Linked DNA regions of Mus musculus: region 2 is linked to region 1. A link is a contact called in ENCODE Hi-C or POLR2A ChIA-PET data. All regions are on one chromosome and are shown on one strand. Each heading gives the region's core, a stretch centred on a gene start or an enhancer-like site at or near the end of the contact. The rest is flanking DNA. Distances are from core to core; before and after follow the strand shown.

Region 1 (5,954 bases), core at 1,151-3,650:
CTCATGAGGAACCCTTATGGCCTAGTCATGTCCTAAAGGCTCTTTCTACAGCACACTTGTCGCACCTGAAATTTGCAAAGGACACATTCCAGCCACAGCAATCAATGACCATGACGACACTATGAAAAAGTTTTTATTCTCTACCAGTTAACAATACAAGTCACCACTGCCAGATGCCAAATTACTGTTTGACATGCCTAAATGGAACATGTGTGCTGGAAAATAGCAATTATCCAGGACCAAGGGCAGAAGTAGAATCCAGGTCACAGAGAAGCACATAAGGACCCGCTGGGCCAGACTTTTCACCAAGAACACTGGATTCCCTCCCTTCTTTATTCTGCCCTTTGTCCCTCTCATTAATTTTGACAAACCATGAAAGATGACTATAATTGCTTCAATCCCAGTGGAGTTGAATATGAAGTACACACATACACACAAAAGAAGAGAATAAATGGTGTTTGTCTGCCTGTGGCCAGTGGAAACTGGAAACAGGACACAGGCAAAATATTTCCACAACTCTTGCTTTTGAAATTTCTTACAGGTTAGTTTATAAATCACACAAATAGAGCCATAATAAAAATAAACACCTCAAAAAAAAAAAAAAAAAAACTCGACATTAATCACCTTCTGTTGTAATTTGTGTGCTCATTATAACAAAATGATTTTTATATTCAAAAAAAATGTGGTGAAAATATGTAAATAAACATGTAAGTATATTTCATACAAAAAGAGAAAAAATAGATAAAATATTTGCTTTTGTTCTAAAAATCACTTATTCCAAAATCTGCTCAAGTCTTTTAGCTTTCAGGAGTACGTGCTAATTATCTCAGGGGACTCAGGCTTGCATCTTCTGAGTGAAAAGTTGCCAGACTCCTCCCCAGTACTTAATTTAAAGTCACGACTAAGTACTGTAAGTGAGGATCAGCCCAGCTGGCTGCTGTAAGGAGGGTTCCTGTATTAGGATATGTAAACTCTGGAATGAGCAGTTTATAATGCCTACTGTTTTAGAATCTGAGAATATTGGTTTTCTAGAAAGTGACTTAAGTGAATACATTTAATAACATGACAAAGCTAGGTCGTTGAGCTTTAAGGGTCTTTGTGTTTTCAAGTCACATCAACCCATGTTCATAATCACCAATGCCACCAACTAGTTCTATGTTTTCTATGATTAAAAAAGAGTCTATCGACTGGTGCCAAGGTAGTTTTGATTTTTGTAGTATCTAGGCTTTAAAGAAGAAACTAGTATGACAAATATGACAAATTGACTGGTGCCAAGGTAGTTTTGATTTTTGTAGTATCTAGGCTTTAAAGAAGAAACTAGTATGACAAATATGACTGCAGCAAAATACTTGCAATCGACTCATAACTACTCTAATTTATATACTAGCTACTTTAATTTTCAATCTTAACCTGAGCAGATTGCAATTATAAATTTCTGATAAGTGGGAAGCCTGGTGGGAGAGGAGTTATACTTTTTGAATTGGGCTCTGCAAGTTAAGCCATCCATGCCCTGTTAACTCTCCTGGAAGCTAAGGTCAAACACCCGCAAAGGTCGCTCTTCGATGTTGGTTTAAGGGAGAAGAGATCTGACCAACGATTAAAGTGAAACGCAGATTAATGAACTCACAAGAGCAAACAGGAGGGTGCAAGATGTTGAAAGACTGCCTGAAAGACTGCACAAACGCTGCTCGGAAGTAGACTACAAAGTTGGAAAAGCAAAATCACACACGCCCTGGGTCACGACCACTGCAACTCCCAGGACCAGAGGGGGGTGGCCTGTGAGTCCCGGAAGCCGCTGCGTGGCTGCAGCGCTGCCTGTCCCAGCACGTAGGGGAGGACGCGCGGCCAGGGACTGCGAGCAAGTGAGCGAGCACGGGGCGGACGTGCAGCAGAAAAGTTCAGGAACTCCCCCGGGAAGCCGGAGCCACGCCCACCGCATGATTGGCGTGCGAGGGGGCGGGGCCGCGCGGAGAGGGGGGAGTCGGGCGGCGCGCGCGCGCACGCGGGAAGGCCGGCCGCAGGCGGAGGGCGGTGGAGGGGTTCCCCCGGGTACCTGCGCTGGAAGTCCGCGGCGAAGGGCTTCAGGTACGGGTCAATCTCCAGGAGTCGGGCCAGCTCCGGCACGTCGGCCAAGGCGGCCTCCAGACGAGCATCGGGGCCCGTTTCCCCTGCCGCAGGAGCCGCCGGCGCCGCCATCTTCGCCGCAGCAGCCCGAGTAGCCGAGGCCCGAGAGGGTCGAGTGGGCCGAGTGGAGTGCGAGCGGCAGGGCGGAGCCGGGCGAGCCTAGGCGAGCCGCCGGGGACTTGCCCTTTATAGCGGCGGAGCGGGCCAGGGTGAGCCCGGGACACACGTCCTCAGCGCGGGCCCCCGCCCACTCACGGGGCCGGCCCCTGGAGCCCTGAACTGTGCTGGCTGGCCACCGGGAGGCGGGTCTCACCAGTCCCTGTCCCTTCCCCTTCCTGCCCGGTGGTCACCTCTCCTCAAACACCTGCTCTCATTTCTGAGTTTTGTTTTTCCTAGGGCGATGGTTTTCAAAAAGTGGGAAATTCACCTGGACCACGGTTAAAAGTCGACAACGCGAAACTATTTAGAATCTTAATGTCATTTAACAACCCTACGGCCCTAACCTTAATGTGTCTCAAGAGTTTAACCAAGAGAGTCTTTAAAGATTTTTGCATAGATAAGCATGGATAGCCAGCCAGGTCCCTGAAGTCACAGTAAGAACAAGAACTTTCCTGGTTCCCTGTACTGAAATCAGGCATTTGTGTTTCACCAACCAAACTGTCTTTGATGAGACATGACTGGGAGAACATCATTAAAGTGGACTGCACTCTCCTGCTTAATCACAGTGATGAAGCAAAAACTTTTCTGGCCAAGCTCCCAAGTATAACTACCCTGTGTCCTTTCTGTCCAGTGGTTCCTTTGCAAGAATACAGAATGGGGGCTTGATGCCATGATGGCTCACTAGGTAAAAAGTGCTTGCCACAAGGCATATAACTGGAATTATATTCCCAGAACCCACGGTCTGGAAAGAGGAAACCAACTTTCAAATATTTTCCACCCTGCCACATATATACTGATACACAGACATACAAAAAAATTTTTTTTTAAGAATACAGATTTTGACACAAGGAGAAATGGACGCTGCTACTCAGGAGGCTGCAAGTTACTTTGCACCTCAAAACTGGACAGGCTTGAGTATAATTTTCTCAGTTGAAATCTGGAAATGTAAAATCCTATCGCTTCTCGGCCTTTTGGCTAAGATCAAGTGTAGTAAAATCTTAGCGTCTAGGAAGAAGGAACAGTATTGACCAGCCTTGGGATATAAACATTTAAAACAGGGTTTGTGATGAACTTAAGAAAGAAAAATATTCACTTCGATGTGAATAGCTAAAGGTCTTAGATAAAGGTATATATATATCTACAAATGGGGGGGGGCTTGAACCCAGAAATAAAGTACCTAGTAGACACCCAATTCTGTAACTTCATTTTTTACTTTCATAACTCTAAATTTTCATCACTTCACACTGAAATTTCCACTTGGCTGACTAAGAAACCTGAACCAACTATCTTCTTCATAGCATAAGCGTTCACCTGTTAAGGTAAAACCAAAGCACTGATTAGGAAGGGAAAAGGGAAGGGGTGAGAAAATAAAAATAAAGTTTTCCTGAATAAACACTACCTAAAATCAGCTTTTATCACTTTTATACAGACTGATAATCACCCATAAATTACCATTTTTACCCACTCCCTGTACCAGTATTTCCCAATGTGACCTTGATATGAGTCACCTAGTGAAAATGTGCATTCTGAGTTTGGGGTCCATGTACCAGAATATATTTTTAACTACGTTCAAGAGATACTGATGCTGCCAGTTTTACATAATTAGAATAGCTAAACTCTATAGTACACATCAAATAATCTCAGTAAAAATTTAAATGGCATGACGTTTCACTTAAGTGTGAAATATAAACGTGGCTTTCCTTAAAACACTTAAACAACCTGTAGTCACTACCTTCACTATCCAGTTCCCTTGTACTGTAGTGGCATGGCCCTTTCAGGATCTGACAGAATTCTGTGAGCACTGCAATTGCTACTCTTTTTGGGAATTCTCTTCCTTAGCTTCTCTGTGGCTACTTTCTTTCCAGCCATCATTGAGATCTCTGGTCTTAAAAGCCCCATTCTCTTCTATGCTACAGTAAACACAATGTAAGCTCTTTGTTAATCTTTAAAAGGCAAGCTTTATAAGAGCAGGAACCCAGTTTACCTCAACTTTCATACACCAGCCTCTTGCCCACATAGCACAGCTAAATGGGATTTTAAGTTCCACTGTCGTAATTATCACATAAGTCCATTTCGGGTGGAGCTGGAACACTGGAATTATTATTATTGATCAAATGCGCCTCTTTTATTTCTGGTGCCCAAGCAATCCCATTTGCTGCTGGCATTTAGGTTGTACCGCAATAAGACACAGCCATGGAGGAATAGCCGTCTAGGCAAAGTGTTTCTGAAATGGGGAATTGAGGTATTCAGGACAGAGAGGAATACAGGGAAGGAGGGAGAGGAAACTAGCCTCAGTGGTGTCCAGAGAAGCAGAGTACCAGGAACGGAGCAAGTGCCGAGGACCTGTTTGCTCTCGCAGATCTACAGTTAGAGGGATTTGAGGAGAAAACTGAGGGTCTGAAATACCCTCCCCAAGGATGCATCCAATCCTGCAGTGACTTGATGAGCCAGGGTGGAGGGTGATACCCAGGATACAGGCTCCCCTTTCTCCGAGGAGGAAGGGAGGAGGGTCTGTGTGAGAGGGTACTGGGAGAAATGGAGGTTGGTATTGAGATGTAAAGCAAACAAATACAAAACATTTGAACTATTTAAAATGAAAAAAAAAAAAAAAAAACCTCTCTCATCCAAATGGTTCGGAAGAACAGAAAGTAGAGAATTAGGAGACAGCAGTGATACCAAAGAGAGAAGGTGATGAACTAAGATTGAGAGGATGATGGAGTGAAGATGTGGAATTCATGATAAATGCCCAAGGAATGCAGAAGTGATTTAGATTTTTTTTTAAAGCTTTGCAGAGGTGCTGCAGTAGAGCACCACAAACTTGATGATGTAGATGAACAGAAATCGTTTCAGTTACTGCCCATCCTAACCCTTGTCACCTCCCCAGCCACTGGCTTTGCCCTTGTTTATATTACCAGATCCGTTCCTTCTTAGGAAGTAAGTCTCAAGTTCAGTAGGAAAACAGGTGCTTGCACCCATCAGTCCTGCCCTTATGACACCAGTGTGCTGGTAGCATGGCATGCAAGGTCTAGCCTAAAAATATTAAAGACAGTTGTTTTTTTTTTGTTTTTTGTTTTTTCCAGTAACTATCTCCTGCCTTCTGGCACTACAAATGACTGGGGGTGGGAGGGACTATAGCCTAGCCTCAGGCTGATTTCTCCAAGTCATACAACAACTATGTGGTGTCTTCAGCAATAAGAACTTCCTGTCTAGTTTCAACATGCAGCGTACAACATTGCAAGGACCCTTTCGGTTTGCCAATCCTAAGATGTCTCTAGCCAACAGGGATAGCCAATCTCTGGCGCTCTGATTTTATTTGATACTTTTCTAGTTGGGAGGCTTTTTCTGCCTGCACAGGTTGCCCTTATTTGCGCTCTATACCTTTTGTTATCCTCCCAGATGCTTCTCCAAAGCTGCATGGAACCCAAAGGCTAGCATTGTACAAGGAAATGTTTTCACAAAGGGTGAACTTTATCTCTGAAGTTCCATCCTTTTCTAGAGACTGCACATTGGCCTTAGGATTTAACAACTAAGGAAATACTAAAATAATGCATGAGACATGCCCAATACAGCATGACAAGACCTCAACATTCTTATCAATCACTTTCTGAAAAAGGACAATATATAAATACATAAGGCTATGTTGGAGACAGCAGCATGGATAGTTCTACCTT
Region 2 (5,954 bases), core at 1,999-4,498, 38 kb before region 1:
TCAAAAATAGTTAAAACTTTGGCTTCATAGTGCATGTTGGCATGAGTCAGCATCATGTTACTGTAACAAAAGACCTGGAGCAGCTAACTTTATAAAGAGAAAGCTATAAGCAGATATCTATGAGTGGATGTCTATATTTGGATATAATTGAGGTATCTGTATTATACCCTACAAAGCCAGGCTGCATGGCAGAAGAGCAGGTGAAAAGACTGCGAAAGTCAGATATTGAAGAGAAGAGCACTACAAAACGCTATCTTTTGGATGTGACTTCCTGTTGCAACCATGAGCACATAGCAGGATTTAGACCTGTGCAACACCAGCACAGACAAAAATCAAAGTGAAAACAGGAAGGGGAATAATCATGAAGAAAAAGAATCACCAGAAGAGGAAGGAGAATAAGAATGACATGAAATGTTAACATTTTATTTCAATTTCAGGAATGTTTCCCATCTTCACCCATAAGATACGCTCTTGACTTTTACCTGGAAATGGCAGAATTGGAACCATGTCAGCAGAGGTGACAGGCAAGTAGAGCCACCCCACTTCTCACACACTTGGTGAGCATCTGTTTTATGTCTGACCTGCAATAGCCACTCTGAGCAGAGATGAGACTATGTTTGGCTGGAAACAGCAAGCAGAAAGCAAAGCATGGGAATGAGCTAGGTAATGTGCTGACGGAGGCAAGGGATGGCTCACCGAGGAAAGGGAATGTTGTGCACACTTACGGGCCTGAGTTTCCATCTCTTTAAGGAGCATAAGGGCTAGTCATGTAGTGTGTTTGTGTAATCCAAGCGGTCCTAAGGAGAAATGGGAAATGTTGGCAGAGTAATCCCAGTCAGCTCACTTGACAGCTGGCCTCAAATACTTAGGGACAAATGAGTGATCTCGTTTAAAATAAAATCGAGGTAAAAAGAGGTGCCCAAGGCTATGCTATGACCTACACATGTGAACTGTGACAGGCATGTGCCAAAATCACAGGCAGAGCACCGTATACATATACTTACAGATAGTGTACACACACCTATTTGAAAATATTTTTTTAAAAAGGGAAGAGAACTGGTAGGAATGTGTTTTACAAAGAAGGGGGAAAATATCTGGTCTATAGTCTAATGTATTATAAACACCTAAAAATATTGGGACATGGCAAAGACTCAATTTGGAGCTTTAGTGAGTACCTCTTCTTTGCCAGGATGTGTATAAGCAATGTTGATGGAATAACATTAGAGTCCAGACTAGGAATATGCCCAAATTTTAATGTAAACCCTATACCTTCACATCATAAATACTTTGAGATGGAGGTATAAAAGCCTATTTGTTAAATCCACAATGGTAATATATCTAAATAACCTTTTCCGTGAAATAACTAATAAACTCAGTTGGTGATAATCATATTCAAGAAGATTGCTACATTTGAAGTTAATACAGAAAAAACAATTCTATATTAAGATCCAAGATAAAATTTACTGACTATACAAGATCATCTGCAGATCCCTCTGTGGTATTTCCTATTTTCCTTCAAGAAAAAGGGCAAAAAGAAAGAAAGGAAGGAAGGAAGGAAGGAAGGAAGGAAGGAAGGAAGGAAGGAAGAAAGAAAGAAAGAAAGAAAGAAAGAAAGAAAGAAAGAAAGAAAGAAAGAAAGAAAGAAAGAAAGAAAGAAAGGGAAGGAGGAGGGAAGGGAGGGAGGGAGGGAGAAAGAAGAGAAGAGAAGAGAAGAGAAGAGAAGAGAAGAGAAGAGAAGAGAAGAGAAGAGAAGAGAAGAGAAGAGAAAGATATTTAAAAGAAGCAGAAAGCCAGAGCCAGGTGTGGTAGTCCATCCCTTTAATCCCAGCATTCAGGAGGATATGTAGATATGTAGAGAGACCTTGCATTGAAAACCAATATAAAATTTTTTTTTTAAAAAAAAAGAAGCAGAAAAAAAGGTGAAATCACAAAAATCTGAAACAATTCTATGATACTGATTTTAGCTTTACAAAATCTAAACATTAATTCAATTACAAAACAATGTTATATTCCAAAATATAACTTTTAACAACTCCTACTCAGGGACGTGAGATGGCTCAGTCAGTGAGAACAGTTACTGGCCAGCCTTAAGCTATGTTTGATTCTGGAATCCCACAGGGTGGCAGGAGAGAACAGATTCCCAAGAGTTGGCCTCTGACCTCATGTTCTGTCTGCTGGCACTCATGCACATGCCTGTGGCACGTGGGTTCTCTCCCTGTCTCTGTCCCTCTCTGTCTACTGTCTCTCCTCCCCCTCCTCCTCCTCCTCCTCCTCCTCCTCCTCCTCCTCCTCCTCCTCCTTCTTCTCTCTCTCTCTCTCTCTCTCTCTCTCTCTCTCTCTCTCTCTCACACACACACACACACACATACACACACACACAAATAAAATAAATAAAATGCACAAGACCACAACGAGTTAACTTCTTCCTTTCTGATATTATGAAACGTATGCTATTTCATTAACAATTTTTCATAGTTACCACACAGTCAAACTTCATTTTAAAAATGGTCTCTTGCTTATTCCAAAATTATTTAAAATTTTTAGGAGGAAGAAGGAAACGGAAGTCCATCAAAAACTCTTGCCCTTTAACGGGGAGAACTGTTTGTTCTTAGTGTCCTGAGACTAAATAGTGGCTGCTGTTTGTAAAACATTCTTTCCTAATTCTGGCACACAGCCATACATGAGGAAAAGCTAGAGACCACTGCTGAAATCCTTCCAGGTCTAAAATCTCCATGTTTTAGTGAAATACTCATATTTAATTCATAATTACTAAAGAAGGTCCACTTGATATTACTTTAAAAAGTCATATAGAACTCACTTCTTTTCATTATAAAATATTTATTGTTAGAATTCTGCTTACTGAATATAAATGCTATATGGTTGAAGAAACACAGGAAAACACCTACTATATAGCCATTAATGTAAACATATTTTGACTTCTAAACGGATTAATTAATTATAATAAATTAACAAAACGTAGGTAGAAATTAATTTTAATCACTGTGCCTTGTCTCATGGCCGTGAGCAAATTAATAATGTATTGTCCTTGCAGTTTTCTAAGATATGATTAATGGTCAATATTAAAATTCTTGGGGTCTTCTGGCAAAGTGAAAACATGATTGCCTAGCTAGAAAAAAAAAAAATCCTCTGACTGCAATAAATCAGAATTACTGAAGGTAAACCCTGGGAGATGGCCCATCTGGTCAGACCTGGGAGCACCAGCCATTGTTGCAAGCAGAAGCTGCCAGCCTCTCTCCCAGCCCCTCCTTCGAGTCACGCTCCTGTTCACGTCTCTGCTACATGCTCAGCTGATTACCGCGGAAAAGGGCAGAGCTGTAACTGTTCAACTGACCTTTCCGTTTATTTTCTCTTGTGTAATCTGAAACATGAGCAACCATGGTTTTAGGCTACTGATTCCTACAAAGAATTCTGACTTCATGTTTCAACAGTCTTGGCTCAAACGGCAGTGTGCTCGCCTGTGTTCAGGTTTCCTTGTTTGGAAATCCAACGGGAAAACCAGCTATATGCACTGGACTCTGAAGCCCTGGATCCCTCCCTCTACTCAGCAGACCACTGTCTGTGGTGCCCCTGAGAGTTCTTGGCCATCCAACTTGGTGAGAAGCAATTCGAAGCTCCCACAGCCCTGCCCCAATCTTGGTCCTATGGTGAATTTAGCTGGACCAATAAAAAGATTAAAAACAATCGTGCATAGTTTTCTGTCTTTTGATAGGAATGGCACATTACTTAAATGCTGTCAAAAACTTTATACGCCTCATAGAAGACAAAAACAGAGACATTTTAATGACTCAAATGACACATAGCCTAGGCATAACACCTGCCATATGACCTTAAGGAAAATCAACATGAAGGTTGGGGGCTTCTCTTTCTTAAAATTGAAACACCACATGCAGGTCTAACAGTGCATAATCCATACTCCGAGTTTCTTTAATTCTTAGTTGTATAACACATTGATCCAACCAAGAGAGTAAACATGTATCCCAAGACAACTGGAATATAACACACACACACAAACACACACACATACACACACACACACATGTGTGTGTATGTGTGTGTGTACACAGTCTTATAAATACTGTTTTATAAATATATAAAAGAGAGAATGTAAAAGGAATAGTAAATAAAAGAATAAGAATATTCTATGAATGGAAAAGATAACTACCCCAATGTTTTATGAATGGACACTTTCCAGAGCCATCACTGTAGCCCAGGCACTGTTGTCGGGAACCACCCATGTCACTTTATTGAGCTTGAGGATGAAGCAGGATAGGGCAGGGATACTGGGGAAACTAAGGAAGGTAAGCGGTTTGAGCCAAGCTCCTCAAGTTCTTAGTAGGTTGATGAAACTGAAGTAAATATGGGATCTTTGCCTCCAGAAAAACTATAGTTTGTAATATCAAGTTCTATAGTTTATGGTTTTTTGACTTAACCTGTAAAGAATTACTCAATTAATATGGTTAAATGTTTCAATAAATTGAATGAAGAAAAAAATCTGCTACAAGAGTGATATATATATATATATATACATATATATATATATATGTATATATATATATATACATATATATATATATATATATATATATATACATACACATATATATGATCAACAAAAAAATCACCATGAATATCACCCGAAAAACATGAGCATGCACTATTAACTATGGTTAATAATTAAAAAAAAAAAAGCCACAAAGTATGGTTGCCACACTGGTGACGCCTTTAATTACCCATGAACTTTATATTGGGAGGGGATACCGTAATAAGTCTGAATCACACTGTAAGGGGGGCACACTGCTTTTGTAATCATTTAGTGTATAGCTAGAACACTGTTTTGTTTTGAATTGGTTTTTGGGTTGGTTTTTTGTTTGGTTGGTTGGTTGGTTTGGTTTGGTTTGGTTTGGTTTGGTTTGGTTTGGTTTGGTGTTTTTCGAGACAGGGTTTCTCTGTGTAGCCCTGGCTGTCCTGGAACTCACTCTGTAGACCAGGCTGGCCTCAAACTCAGAAATTCGCCTGCCTCTGCCTCTGAGTGCTGGGATTAAAGGTGTGCACCACCACGCCCAGTTTAGAACACTGTTTTGATAGTCAACAAACCCGGAGCTATACTTAGCCCTGTATAGCACTCTAACAGAGTGTCTCGACCTCTTGTTCAGGAGAATAAAACCAACAAACAGTAACTTCCTTCCCGTGTCATCAGAACTTCTGTGCATACTGGCACTTATCCAACCTTACTCAAGAATTTACTAAGCTATAATCAGTCAGTTATCGGTTTGAACTTTGGAGATTTTCCAGCTCCAGCCCCTCCCCGCGCCCCCCCCAAGGCCTGAGGATTTTTTTTTTTTTTAGAAATAGTATCAGTGTACCAATTTTCAATTTGATAATAGCACAGACACATCTTATTATTATTATAACATCAAAAATGCCAAGAGATATATTTTGATACAGATACATTGACATCCAATGTGAAAACACATCTTTTAGAACATATTATGAAACAGCAAAGGTCTATCGAAAAACTGTTTTTTACCTTTACAATGGGAGGTGAAAGCTTCAAAATCCTGTCTACTTCAAAACTATAGATATTGAACAGCATTCATATTCATTCACTCACTAAATATATATATATAGCAAGAATTCTTTTAAGAGATAAAATTTCAGGCTAGAGAGATGGCTCAGTGGTTAAGAACACTGGCTGCTCTTCTGAAGGTCCCGAGTTCAAATCCCAGCAACCACATGATGTCTCACAATCATTCATAATGAGATCTGACTCCCTCTTCTGGGGTGTCTGAAGACAGCTACAGTGTTCTTTCATCTAATAAATAAGTAAATCTTAAAAAAAAGAGAGAGATAAAATTCCAAGCTTTACACATATATCTATAAAAACCACATTGTATCGCCAATTCATATGTCACGGATATACACCTCAATAATTT

The links. A loop is a pair of places that touch in the nucleus more often than their neighbours do. ChIA-PET counts read pairs that join two places held with the same protein, here RNA polymerase II (POLR2A).
Region 2: a loop to region 1 is called in a map of gastrocnemius, with 13 times the contacts of the local background. The contact joins the enhancer-like site here to the promoter of Gbe1 in region 1. A Hi-C loop is called at or near these places in 7 of 37 maps with a recorded cell type or tissue (T-helper 2 cell, adrenal gland, gastrocnemius and 1 more). POLR2A ChIA-PET finds 5 or more read pairs at or near these places in 1 of 5 experiments (Patski).

The regions. Positions count from the first base shown.
Region 1 is chr16:70,310,395-70,316,348 of GRCm38, reverse strand. It overlaps Gbe1 (glucan (1,4-alpha-), branching enzyme 1), which reads right to left and starts at 2,400. Exons shown (of 16, transcript NM_028803.4): 1 at 2,054-2,400. The coding sequence starts at 2,196.
Region 2 is chr16:70,349,449-70,355,402 of GRCm38, reverse strand. All of the region lies in intron 1 of Gbe1 (glucan (1,4-alpha-), branching enzyme 1), which reads right to left. Among named protein-coding and RNA genes, the nearest start is that of Gbe1, 38 kb to the right of the region's middle. Within about 2 kb of position 3,248, at least 2 of the 3 ENCODE cell types and tissues checked have a DNase peak (open chromatin) inside an H3K27ac peak, as active enhancers do; they include gastrocnemius and heart, where a contact is called at or near this core.